Regions from separate parts of the Homo sapiens genome. Here regions 1 and 3 are each linked to region 2. The links are chromatin contacts, found by Hi-C or POLR2A ChIA-PET in ENCODE. All regions are on one chromosome and are shown on one strand. Each heading gives the region's core, a stretch centred on a gene start or an enhancer-like site at or near the end of the contact. The rest is flanking DNA. Distances are from core to core; before and after follow the strand shown.

Region 1 (4,369 bases), core at 307-2,806, 2.0 Mb before region 2:
GGCCAGGAGTGGTGTGGCTCATGCCTGCAAATCCAGCACTTTGGGAGGCCAAGGCTTAGAGGATCACTTGAGCCCAGGAGTTCAAGACCAGCATGGGTAATATAGTGAGAACTTGTCTCTACAAAAAATTTTAAAACTAGCCAGGCATGGTGGTACACACTGGTAGTCCCAGCCACTTGGGAGGCTGAGGTGGGAGGATCCTTTGAGCCTGGGAGGCAGAGGTTGCAGTGAGCTGAGATTGTGCCACTGCACTCCAGCCTGGGTAACAGAATGAGACCCTGTCTCAAAAGAAAAAAATAAAAAGACCACCAGGGCCCAGGCACAGAGCCTGGAGCGGGGAAGAGATAGCGGAGTTAACTGTGAATCCTGATTGCACTGACCACAGTCTAGTGAGCAACACATGTTTCCTTTTGAATATGAGTGGGAATCACCTTTAAAACTATATAACATTTGCATCTTCTCAAAAGCCCCAGGTCCTACTAAGATTGACTTAGGGCTACATATCAGGTCTCATTTTCAAGGAGGAAACACAGGGAAGCCTCAAGATGTGCAGAAGAGAGGGATGTGGGGAATACACCCAACCACTCCTCTGCTGAGGTTGGAACAGAACAAGGAAAGTCCCCGGACCTCCTCTCAGCAGGCAGAGAAGTGCGGGGCCTCCCTCTGGCAAAGCCTGCAGATGTGGCCAGCATACCTCCATACACACAGCTTCAGAGGCAAGGGTGTCCAAGGGAGTCTTAAGTTTTATCAGAAATAATGTCATTCGACTGACCAGTAAGGGGAGCTTTCAGAAAGTTATGGAAGAAGATGCGACAGACACAGGAAGGACTTCAGAAGCAAGAAGACAACTGGACTCTCTAAAATGCCACTCCGAAAGCGAAAAGGGAAGCCCACAGACCCACGAAGACGTGCTGGCCTCGTGTTGCCAGTTCTGTTTCTCTTTCAATACCCATCTCTTCAGATTGAAGGGCTTCTGCCTTCTTGCAGTTTTTGCTGACACGTTTACCCATTTACAAACCTTGGCTGCACCTAACTTTTTTTTTTTTTTTTTTTTTTTTTTTTTTTTAGCATTTAAGTTCCTAGCCAAAATACCCGGGCCTCTAGGAAAGCCCTTTTCTCTCCCTCTGAGATCTTTCCTTACCAACCCCAGCCTCCCAACCCGGGTGTCCTAGGTGGGACCAGGGACGATCCTTCGGAGTTGGTCAAGGAGGCGTCGGAACAGCAGGCATTTGCCCTTCTAGTTGGCAGCAGCGATGAGCCGCGTGCTCCATGCTCAGGGCAGGGGCAGCCGCCCGGGGAAGGGGCGCCCGATACACCGCTCACCGCTCAGCCCCGCGTCTCCCTCCGGGGTCCTTTACCTCCATGTCCTTCAGGTGCCGACTCTGCGGCAGACGCACCCGCTCGCCCGGGCCGGAGCTCACGATCCCCGCTGTCCCCTCCGCTCCCGGCCGTGGCCAGTTTCGGGCTGCGGCGGGCACAGGGCGAGTGGGCGGTGGCGCGCGCCCGGCTGCGCTCGGCTGCGGGACTGCCCCGGCCGCGGGGGCCCTGCGCGAGAGAACGAGGAAGGAGGAGGAGGGAGGGAGGGAGGAAGGGGAGGGGAGGGGAGGGTGGGGAGCGGGGAGGGAGGCCGACGATCAGGGTTTAAATTTAGACGCAAATCTAAACAGATACTGTCCCTCCCAGGGCAGGACTCAAGAGCGGGAGCCACGACTCCATGTGCCCAAACATGGGGATGGGCAGCCACCGGGCCCCTCTGTCTCGCGAAGTTTCTCAGGACCCTGGGCTTTGCCACGGTCTCAGTCCTTCTCAACGTCTCCCTCCCTTAATGCGCCTTCTTTCTTTTTCCTGTCCCTTCAAGAATTAGAGTGGTCCTTTAATTCTTTTTGTTTCCTCTCTTTTCGATTTCCTTCTTTTGTGTCCATCCTTCCTGCTTTCCTTCTTCCTCTCCCTCTTTTTAAAATTGCATTACTGTCATACCTGGTTTCCCTGCAGTTCTTGGGTGGAGTTCGAGGACCCTCCCTGGTGGAAGGCGTTTGTGTTCTACCAAAAGAGGAGCCCTTCTGACCGAGGCTTCAGAGCTCAGCGTGGCGCCGACGGGACCACCTTTCCCTTCTCACCTCTTTTCCTCTCCACCTTCCAGGAAACCACTATCTATCCATCTATCCATCTATCTTCTGTATACGAGTAGAAGGAGGAGGAGGAGGAGGAAAATCAGGAATCCACGCAAAGTTTTCCAAGCTCCCTGAAGTGGTAAATCTTTTCTTCAAACCTTGCTTTGACTGATGCATTCGGTTTTGTGGGAATTTTGGCTCCCACAAGCTGCTTGCTAAAGGGCCTCGTCTCCATTCCTGTTAAATATAGCAAAGGGCAAGATGCTCAACATCTGATTCCCATAGGGCCCAGCATAGCAACCTTCCTTTAGGGCCATCCCGGCTGGGCAGCAGAGACCGCATGGGAGGGATTCGGGGACTGGAATCTGCACCAGGGTCACTCCCTGCTACCCGGATCCCGGCCCCCTTCAGACCCTTCGGCAGAGAGAAACAGGAAAATGCCTTGAGAGACCTGTGAGTGCCAGGGTATTGGCTGGGTATATGACGCCTCTGGGTTATCCCACAGCATTCTCACCCGCCCAACCCCAGCTCAACCAGGGGAGGGGAGCCCCATCAGAGGTGGGCAATGGGACAGGTGATGGTGAGCACTGTGAAGAGACATGTGGAGAAACAGTAGAGAAAAAAGGCTGAGAGTCTGCTCCTGCTACAAAGACTACCCTGATTCTGGTTATCCCGGCACCATCTTTGCACTTTCAGGCACTTAGATTGCTGCTTTGGGTACCAGTCTTAGAAATATGGCCTCCTTCCTGTCCTAGAACTTTCTAAGGCCCAACTTTCTAAAACACTGGCAGCCCTAATGCCAGAGTGGCTTCTAGTTCTTTAGCTTAGCTAAGCATAGAGGAAGACGCCTGGTTTTAGGAACAGACAGATTGAGGGCTGAATTCCAGCTCTGCTACTTTCTAGTTGTATTTTTTAGACAAGTCACTTAACTGCTCTGATTCTCATTTTCCTCACCTATACAATGTAGTAGGCACTCTGCAAAAAGTGGCTGTTTTTATCATGCTTAGCCCCATGTACAAGCTTCAGATGAATAAGAGCCTGATATTTCTTTTATTTAGAGACAGGCACTCGGGGACCCAGTGAAAAGAGCCCTCACTCCCAGGAATTAATAGTGAGGCCCCTCCCAGTCCAGCCACATGGCTGCTCAGGTGAAGACTCGAGAGCAGAGTCGGCAGTAAGGAAGGGTATTTACTGGTAACCTGCAAGGCACACTTTTGCTCGTGCTTCTTTCCTTTCTTTTTAAAGGTGCAGGACGTAGTGATGACTGCATAGTCTACTATCAGGTCTTCTAACTCTGCTCCACAGGGCCTTTTCCTTTCTCCCTCTACCTAGTCCTCCTTTGTGCTCAGAATGGGGCTGCCCCAGCACAGGTTTCTGGCTTCACAAACAGGAGGGCGGAAGTGCTTACCCAGAGGAAACCGTTAGGCCTAGATAACATCAGTCACCCAAGGTGACTTGCAGCTGCTCCCCACGCCCTGCTTAGGCCTCTCTTGGCTGAGAACAGATGACCACAAAGCAAACAAGCTTGGCCTCCACCATGCTCCTGGGTCCCCAGTGCAGAGTTTAATGCTGCTCCAGAGCTATTTGGGCCCCAGACTGGGACTTCTCCTGAGGGAGGGGGTGGAAAACGGGGAGGGAGGGACCAAGAGGTAGCCCCGAGCTGTGTTTAGGCAGCCATGAGTAGGTGTGGTGTGTGTACTCCCCTTATCTTCTTCTTCTGTCCCTACAGAAGATCTCCAGGAGCCAGAATAGCAGTAACTCTGCTGATAAACACCCAGGTTTGCTGGGTTATCTGGGATTGTAACTGGCTGCTCTGGGGGCTGGGAGGAAACAACAGCCCAAGGGGAAGGGAAAGTGACTTTCCGAGGAGTTGGTTCCCCTCTCTCTCTGGAGGTCTGGCTGGCTAACACGGAACCACTTCCTTCAGTCTACCCTGGGCCTTCCCCTTCATATATCCTGATAGCCAGAACCAGCCACGCAATAAGTAGAGGTCATCAGGTAACTAACAATAAAAACACCAGGCTGGGCTCATGCCTGTAATCCCAGAACTTTGGGAGGTGAGGCAGGTGGATCACAAGGTCAGGAGTTAGGGACCAGCCTGGCCAACATAGTGAAACCCCATCTCTACTAAAAAAATACAAAAATTAGCTGGGCATGGTGGCGTGTGCCTGTAATCTCAGCTACGCGGGAGGCTGAGGCAGAAGAATTGCTTGAACCTGGGGGGCAGAGGTTGCAGTGAGCCAAATTCTTGCCACTGC
Region 2 (4,702 bases), core at 819-3,318:
GAAAGATAGTACAATTTTCCTGTTGCCTAATTACAGCGTTTCTCCTCAGAGGCAGGTAGGCAGGTAGGTACTGTAAGAGCGAGTGACAGAAACTCAGGAATTTTATTTTACATAGCGATAATCTACTTGCTGCTAACTGCTAAATTTTTTGTTCAGGAAGATGGTAAGCTTACAGTAGCATTAATAAATTGAGCTGCAAAAACCGTAGCAGTATATTCTTCGAAACAAATATTGCTTTAAAATGCTAGATGGTTCATGGTCAATTGTGGTCGGTAATGGTGTTCTAAATATAGATTCAGAAGATTTAAGTATAAACATAGGGCACAATATGTTTAAATACAGATAGATGTGCAGTAGGCACTGAATTGCTTTTGACAGATTGATTTGACATCCACCTCATTCCAGACTGCTCCAGGGGCTTTTTAGCATTTCTCTGAATAGTGGGTAAAGCCCTTCTTTCCTGTATGTTCCTTCTCGGTGCTAATCTCCAGGCGAGGAGGATCTCTTCCAGGATTGTGTCTTTTCAGAACTCTAAGCCAACAGGAAGAAATCTAAATAAAGCGGAAGGCTGCCCTTCTCCAGTTTTGTTCCTTAATCTAAGGAGGCCCCTGTAGCGCAGTTTCTATAGTTGGCGACAGTCTCCCTGCAGATTTATATATAGTAACATTGGTTAAAAAAAATCACTTGACAAAGTTTTCTATTTCCGTAACATTGTGTCAGGAGGGAAGCTTAACGGAAAGTCTTCCCAGGGATGAAAGTATTTGTTTCTATTTTATATGTTAGTTTTAACTCCTTAAATTCATCTCCTATGAGAATAAACATTCTTGATCTGACTCAATGTGCTCTCTGAATTCACTGAAATAAAATATAGCCTGTAACTCTGACCAATAACCTGGGGTGCCTCCCAGAACTGCTGGCTCCAGGTGATCTACAGATTTCCCAAGAGAAGCGCTGCAGCTCCTACCCACCAGCAATCTAAAATCTGCAGCAATTCCGCAGGACCACACCTAGGCCCAACAGCACATACCTGCAGAGCCGGAAGCGCCTTCCCCTCCAGGGCATCTCCTGTCCCCAGGGAAGGAATTAAAGTTCTAACCCCTGCCTCTCCTTCTACCCATCCTAGTATCTGCTTTTCCTTTACCTCGTCTTCCACACTTACTTGCCCCCGACGCTATTATGTAGCTTGTAAACTCGTGACTCTCAAGGAAAGTATCAGCAGAAGCCACAACTTCGGGGAATGACTCACTAAGGAGTCTCCAGCGCCTTCCACCGCCCTGCAACTGCCCCACTACTGTAGCCCTACGGCTCCGTGCTGCCACCCCACATAAAGAAGGGGCATTTTCTGAAATCCAAGGAAGAACCTGAAGAGTCCCCCACCCGCCTAGAGGCGTCTCTTGCTCTAAGTCAGCGGTAGGAAATGACCACCTTCCCAGTACAAATGGACAAACGATTCTAAGAGGCAGGAGGAAAACAAACACAATTCCTTCAGAGGCTCTCCCGACCGTCCCTAGCAACACATCCCCACCGCAGCGGGTGCATTGCTCACAGGCCACTTCTGAAACCAGTGTTACTGATCAGGCCTGCACAACCACTCCCCCGGCAGTGTCCGGCTCGCCATCCTCTGCGCCGGAACAGCAGAGGGCAAGGTCGGGTGGTCTCCGGAAGGCAGAAAGGTGCCCCCAGACTGCAGAGCCCGGGGACAGCAGGAGAGGAAAGGAAGGAATGGAGGAAGGGTTGACCTTGAGAATTTTCCTGAGTTACACATAAATAGGTCGGGCCTCGCTTAGACGCTCCCAACCCACTCCACCAGGGAAAAGATGCAAGGCAAGGGGAGAGCAGAGAGGGTGGAAATTCAGATCGCTAATTTACTGATAAGGGTGGGGGGAGGTTAGAGACAGCGGGTCTCTATTCAGCTCGCATAGGCTGAAATATGGGAGTGCCCTGCGCAAAGGCTGAAGTGCCCCCGGCGGCCCGGTGCTCGTGGCTGCCCGCAGGTGCTAGCACTCACCTGGATCACCTTCGAACAGCTGGAGCAGAACAAAACTGCGCAGCGCGGTGTGGGTGCGGCGCCCTCGCCTGGGGCGGGGCTAGATGAGGCCAGAAGCAGGCCCCGCCCCAGCCGACCAGCGCGCGGCCACGCCCCCAAGGCGGGGCTCCTGGCGCTGGCGCGCGCTGTCTAAGTTGCCAACTCAGGGCCACTGGTTGGGAGGTGGAGGCCTAATTTTCTTCCTGCTCATGGTCGTCCAGCGATTTACTCCTCTCATTCTCAAAAACATATATCTACTCCCCCAGGTGCCTTCGTGGCCATCTTCCTAAACTGTCCCAGCCAGGTCATACCTCCCGGATTGGGTTTGCAGAACAGTGGGACGTGAATAATTTGTCCCCAGCAGAGCCACCGTAGCGGTTTTAGGCGCTCTGCTGTAAGGGCGAAGCACGGGCATGCAAGGCGCGTGCGCGAAAGTAGCCGCGCCTCAATCGATGTGTCCCTGAGGCGCGTAGCTGGGGCGTGGGCGGCGCTTGGTGTCCCAGGTTGCTACACTCCCGAAGTGAATGGATTTATCGCTGTTAGGGCCTTTTTGTTTAGGGCCTAACAAATATTGTTAGTTTTGCCGAGAGCTGGCGCCGAGCCCTGCCCTCGTGGTGGGCCGTACCCACGCCCCCTGAGCGCGGAGTCGCGTGGCTCCGGAGTTTTGTTTTTTTGAAAGGAGTCTCCCAATTGTCCGTGGAGTTTTTTTTGCGGCACATGGAGTCTCTGCCTTCGCGACCCAGACCTTTGATGTGAACACCTGCTCCCGTTACGCTCGGGTCCAGCGTCCGGGGCGGGGCTCGAGGCCGGGTGGAGGAGGGGTGGGGGCGGGGGTCTTGGTCTTGGGTGAGACCTGCAGATACGGTCGGGCTGAAGGAGTAGAACTGGCTTCTAAATGCCGGAAAATCCGAAGGAACTGACTGCAGAAGGCACGTTTCCAATTTTCGCGTGTTTTAAGTGCACCCTCCCGCCACCTCTCCTCTGGACATCCCTCATCCTTTTGAAGATTGCCACACCTGGGCCCCTCCTAGAGTCTCCTCTTTGGAGGATTCCTCACCTCCGAGAGAATGCTTAGGAACCCACCTGAATGATTCCAAGTTAAGGTGTGGAAAGGCAGAAATCTAGATTTTTGAAGGCTCTAGGTTATGTGTGTGTTTCTTTTTATTGGGTTGTCATATTTGCACATCTAGAGGTACTTTGAGAGCTCATTAAATCTTTACTGTTGCTGTTTCAGCAATTTCCAACCATTCTCATACTTTCTGTCATGTTGGGTTTCTGTCATGTTGGATGTAGAGAGGGCTTTGTTTTGCTTGAACATTGAAAGGAAGTAAGTTAGGGAGACAGTTTTGCATTATTGAGGCAAGTTTCTCCACTTGCTGGCTGTTCTACGTAAGAAGTCATTCCAAGGTGGTGGAAGGGATGATTCAAAAATCAGGAGCGGGGATGCACCTTGCACCCTCATTTTACACCGGAGACTGCAGTCTCAAAAAAAATTTGGCCTCTTCTTTGCCAGTTATCTCTGACCACAGACAAGTACTTAACCACTGAGGACCTTCTTTTAAAAATCTTATTACAAAAGCAGTATTCCTTTATATTAGAATTTTCGGAGATACAGAAAAGCCCACAAAAAAATTACATACACACACAATAGAATCATACTGTATATTCTGTTTTGTGGTCTGCTCTGTTCACTTCATAAAATGTAAACCCTTTTTTTGCTTTTCATTTCTTTTTCTTTTCTTTTGATACATAAACCAGAGTGTCACTTTATTGATTTGCAACTGGGAACCTAAGTATGTTGTGGACTAGAAAACTCCTGTCATGCACTCAGTGTATTTTTTTCATGTAGGACGCTTTTCATTTCTTGAACGGTTCATGCTGCAACATTATTTGGCAATCAGTGCATGTCTTTTCATAGCATGGATGTACCAATCCTCTTGCTGGAGTTAGCTTGCTTTCACTTCTTTCCTATTGCAGTGTACAATCTTGTAGATAAATCTGTGTACGTGCTTATGATTTCTTTTTTTCACTGAATTCCTTTGCAGAGGAATTTCTAGGTTTTGATCTCTGTCAATAAGATGCACTCCAGGAAGAGAGTTACAGTCCTCTCCCACACTGGATATTGGATATCATTTTCTTCCATCTCTCTAAAGGGGAATAAGACCTTTCTCACAAAGTTATTGTGAAGTTCAAGTGAAGTGAGGACAAAGTGCTACACAAAAGTCCTGCCCTTTTGTCTCAGGATAATATATTTTGCAAGTCCTATTGAGGTGGGAAGTTAAAGAAAAAATTAAAAAGAGAAGTAAGTTTTCCTGTATTAGGCTGACTTGTTCCAGAGGCAGCAATGGGCACAGCCCAGACCCAGGGAAAGTCTTGATAATACTATCTAAGGAGCCAGGACACAAAGGAATGTGCTCTGGAGACTCTCCCAGCACTCCCTCCACATAGGGAGAAGAAAAACAAATTTTCCTTTGTTTTATGGTATGAGTTTATGAAAATTCCTGTTCTCTGTAACTGGTGACTTCAGGTATTCTGTTTTATCTAAGCAGTAGAGTGAAGGTCATAAACTGTCTGAGCAGGCCACCTGGACGCTATAGTGAAGGTCATGGAATAAGCCGTGCTAGGCACTAGGCAAACCTAGATAATGGACATCTGGGTTGCATAGCAATGGTCATG
Region 3 (4,331 bases), core at 831-3,330, 1.5 Mb before region 2:
GTGCTGCTATAAACATATGCGTGCAAGTATTTTTCACATAATGACTTCTTTTCCTCTGGGTAGATACTCAGGAGTGGGATTGCTGGATCAAATGGTAGATCTACTTTTAGTTCTTTAAGGAATCTCCCTACTGTTTTCAATAGTGGTTGTACTAGTTTACATTCCCACAAGCAGTGTAAAAGTGTTCCCTTCGCACCACATCCATGCCCACATCTAAAAGTTTTCCAAACTTTTAGATTTCTCTTCTTTCTCAGGAACACCGATTATTCTCAGGTTTGGTCATTTAACATAATTCTAAATTTCTTGGAGGCTTTGTTCATCTTTCAAAAATTCTTTTTTTCTTTGTCTTTGTTGGATTGGGTTAATTTGAAAACCTGGTGTTAGGAAAATAAAAACAAGAGAGCAATGGAGAGAAAGCATCTCAATGGCCAAACAGGTTTATTCACAGGAATAAGCCTGCAAGGGGTTTCCGTCAGGAATCTGGTGGAGACCCTGATAGCTTAAAGCTGAGGTTTTTATAATAAAGTTTCTACAAGAGAGGGGTTGGGGAAGTGCTGGAAGGTTGGAACTGTAAGGGGCTGGGAAAGGATGTGGTAAGGGCCAGTCAGTCTTTGTTGTGGTCAGGATTGTTATGCTCCGTTAAAGGTACCGGTGAGGTTGACATTTGCTTTGTTTCTGGAAACACTGTCACCAAGGTAGAAAACACAATCACCAAGGTGGAAAAATGGCATTACTATTGTTAATTCTCACACCTTGTCTTTGAGCTCTTAAGTTCTTTCTTCTACTTGTTTGATTTTGTTGAAACTTTCCAGTGTATTTTGTATTTCCCTAAGTGTGTCTTTCATTTCCAGAAGTTGTGATTTTTTTGTTGTTGATGCTATCTATTTTTCTGGAGTTTGTTTTGTTCATATCCTGTATTATTTCTCAAATTTCTTTAAGTTGATTTTCACCTTTCTCTGGTGCTTCCTTGAGTTGCTTAATAATTGATCTTCTGAATTCTTTTTCTGGCAATTCAGAGATTTCTTCTTGGTTTGGATTCATTGCTGGTGAACTAATGTGATCTTTTGGGGGTGTTAAAGAACCTTGCTTTGTCATGTTGCCAGAATTGTTTTTCTGGTTCCTTCTCATTTGGCTAGACTATGTTGGAGGAAGGATCTGGGGCTCAAGGGCTACTGTTCAGATTCTTTTGTCTCATGTGGTGTTCTCTTGATGTGGTGCTCTCCTCCTTCCACTAGAGATGGGGCTTCCTGAGAGCTGGACTGCAGTGACTATTATTGCTCTTCTGGGTCCAGCCACCCAGTGGAGCCACCAGGGCTTCAGGCTTGTACTGGGGAGTGTCTACAAAGAATCCTGTGATGTGATCGACCTTCAGGTCTCTCAGCCATGGATACCAGTAACTGCTCCAGTGGAGGTAGTAGGGGAGTGAAATGGACTCTGTGAGGGTCCTTGGTTATAGGTTTGTTTACTGCACTCGTTTTCTCAAATGCTGGTTATGGTAGCAGTGAAGTTGTCATGTGGACAGACTCAGGACCTCTGGTTAGCCAGGATGTTACAGATGATAGAATTAGCTGTTGTTTTCTCCTTTCTTAGAGCAGCATTGTTCTTTTATGAGTTGTTGTAATGGCTTGAGCTGGTTGACCTCCAGCCAGGAGGTGGCACCTTCAGGAATGCATCAGCTGCGGTAGTATAGGGGGGAAACAAACTTGTCCTAAGGTCTTCTGGATAAATATTCAGGTTTCTCAGGTGATGGGTGAGGCCTTAGAGCTTCCAAGAGATTATGTCTTTTGTCTTTGGCTACCAGGGCATGTAGAGAAAGACCATAAGGTGGGGGCAGGGTTAGGTGTGTCTGAGCTCAGACTCTCCTCGGATGGGGCTTGCTGTCGGGGATGGAGGGTGTGGTTCTCAGGCCAAAGGAGTTATGTTCCCAGAGGGATTGTGGTTGCCTCTGCTGCATCATACAGGTTGCCAGGGAAGTGGGGGTAAAGCTGGCAGTGGGTGCCTCACCCAGCTCCCACACAGCCAGCAAGGCCAGTCTCACTTTCACTGTGCCCCACCAACAGCACTGAGTTTATATTTAGGCAGCCGGTAAGCAGGGATGAGATCTTGCCCCAGGCTATAAGCCTCCCTGAGGAGAAAGCAAGCAGAGCTTTCAGGCCCTGCCACTACCCCACTGTGGTGGCTTCTGTGCTCTTGTTTGCACTTCCTGTTTGCCATTCCCCCATCCCCATTCTGCCCTGGACAATTTACACTTGGTTGAAATTATTACAAAGTTCAGCTGGAAGTTTCCTTCTCCCTGTGGTCCTTCCCCAATACCCCTGGCTGCCCTCCCCAAGGACCCCTGTGAGATAAAGTCAGAAATGGCTTCCCTGGGGACTGAGAGTGCTTACAGGGCTCTTCCTGCTGCTTCTTCTACTTTTATATGTTTCTCAGCTCTCTAAATTCATTTTACCTCTAGGAAAGGTTAAATCCTTCTCCTGTGATCTGGATTTTCAGGTTCCCCAGTGAGGATGTGTGTTTGGAGGCAGACTTTCCCCCTCTCACACTTTGGGCATTCACAGTTTTTTGGCTATCTCATGATGTTTGCAGAAGCAAGCTGCTTCTTTGAAAGGGTCTGTGAATTGTTTCAGTTTTCCTGGTATGTTCCTGTGGTAGTTCTTGGAGCAAAGGTTCATGATGTGAGTCTCTATATGCTGTTCTGTTCATCCAAGTGGGAGCTGCAAGTTAGTCCTCCCTCCTATCTGCCATTTTTCCCCCCCATAACTCTAATCAACTCAATTTAATTCATTTCCAAATTATTTTGGATGTTAAAACTAGAGAGGCCTTTAGAGATCTCATTGTTTGGTGAAGATAATAGAGTTTTACGATAGCGGTTGTGTTGGCTCATTTCCATTCTAGCACCAAGCATTTTCTGTGACGAAAAGATGCATTTTCAAACAAACGTTATTGGGGAGTGGGGGTGGATTAAGGGTAAAGTTCATGGGATATTATCTTTTGGTGTTAAAACTAGAGAGATCTTTGGAATCTCATTACTTGGTGAAGACAGTAAAGACTTAAACACCTAGTGGGGGTGGCAGTGAGCTCTATAAAGGTACAGATTAGGTGGATTAGGTGGTCTTATTTACCTGTGTCTCTAGCAGATGGAGGGTGATCAGTCAGGGTTTGATGACTGAGTGAGTGGATGTACAGACAGATGGGTAGATGGATGAAGAGCTGGATGTCTGGATGAATGGATGGACCATGGTAAGGCTGGGCCAGGTGTCCACATACAACCTAGGGGATCAAACCTGATGATTTCCAAGGGCCTGTAGTCTCTGGCCCTTCCTCCTCCCCAGCCTCAACTTGCACTGGGTTCTCTTTGGCTCACTCCTTTCCAGTACACTGGTCTTCTTTTGGCTGTCATTCTCACCAAGTTCCTCTCTGCCTAGGGACTTTGTAGAAGTCCATTTCTGCAGCCTGATGGTTAGTCCTCTCCTGCTTCCCTCATTTTTCAGATTTTAGTTCAATCGTCCCTTCTTTAGGGAAGTCTTCCTTGATCTTGCACCATACACCTGTTTTTATGGCACTTCTATCAGATGTGATTTTACACTTATTTATGAAATCATTTGATAAATATTGGTCTCCTACACTAGATCATACCCTCTATGAAGGCAAGGACCATGACTGGGTATTTTGTTGACCATTGTGTTCCTAGCACCTAGGAGAATGTCTGGCACACAGTAAATGTTTCATAGATAATTTCTGACTCACTGACTGAATATGTCTTCAATAGAACTATACTTAAGGGAATGTGGCAGTTACAACAATCAGCAATAAGATCTATCAAGTGTTTGCTGCATGCTCATCATTTTACTGGGACACCAGTAGTAAGTCTCAAAGCAAAAGCAGGATCTTGGCTGTGTCCTCTCCATGCCTACTCTCTGCCCTTCAGAGGCCAAGAGGTATACAATATCTGAGGCCTATGTTAGCAATTAGTAATTTTTTCTTATGGTAGAGTAATGGTCACCCCAGATCTGTGATACTCTTTGCCTAGAGAGGTGGGGTCTATGTCTACTGCCCTAGAATCTGGGTAGTCTCTGTGACTACTCTGACCAATAGAATACAACATGGTGGAAGTGATAATTGATCAGTTTTTGAACCCACGTCTTGAGGGAAGCTTTCCTTCTTTGGGTCTTGACACTCTTTTTCTGGGAACTCCTGAGCTGCCATATAAGAAGTCCGACTACCCCCAGAACACCAAGCTAGAAAGGCCACTGGTCAACAGTCCCTGCTGAGCTCCCAGCCAACAGCCAACCATGTGAATGATCCTCTTAGAAATGGACCTTGCAGCCCAT

The links. Hi-C counts contacts between places; a loop is a spot of excess contacts on that map. ChIA-PET counts read pairs that join two places held with the same protein, here RNA polymerase II (POLR2A). Pooled maps may share reads with other maps.
Region 1: a pooled map shows a loop between it and region 2 (16-fold over the local background). The contact joins the promoter of RCSD1 here to the promoter of MGST3 in region 2. A Hi-C loop is called at or near these places in 1 of 37 single-sample maps with no recorded cell type and 7 of 50 pooled maps. POLR2A ChIA-PET finds 5 or more read pairs at or near these places in 1 of 52 experiments (A673).
Region 3: a pooled map shows a loop between it and region 2 (3-fold over the local background). The contact joins the enhancer-like site here to the promoter of MGST3 in region 2. A Hi-C loop is called at or near these places in 2 of 50 pooled maps.

What each region holds. Positions count from the first base shown.
Region 1 is chr1:167,627,419-167,631,787 of GRCh38, reverse strand. RCSD1 (RCSD domain containing 1) reads right to left here and starts at 1,556. Exons shown (of 7, transcript NM_052862.4): 1 at 1,359-1,556. The coding sequence starts at 1,364. RefSeq lists enhancers at 770-839, 3,358-3,407, 3,418-3,587, 3,668-3,727 and silencers at 1,380-1,599, 1,620-1,699.
Region 2 is chr1:165,628,600-165,633,301 of GRCh38, reverse strand. It overlaps MGST3 (microsomal glutathione S-transferase 3), which reads right to left and starts at 2,068. Exons shown (of 6, transcript NM_004528.4): 1 at 2,009-2,068. RefSeq lists enhancers at 1,394-1,563, 2,617-3,147 and a silencer at 1,994-2,233.
Region 3 is chr1:167,107,065-167,111,395 of GRCh38, reverse strand. The region is part of intron 2 of STYXL2 (serine/threonine/tyrosine interacting like 2); the gene reads right to left. Among named protein-coding and RNA genes, the nearest start is that of STYXL2, 15 kb to the right of the region's middle. Within about 2 kb of position 2,080, at least 3 of the 41 ENCODE cell types and tissues checked have a DNase peak (open chromatin) inside an H3K27ac peak, as active enhancers do.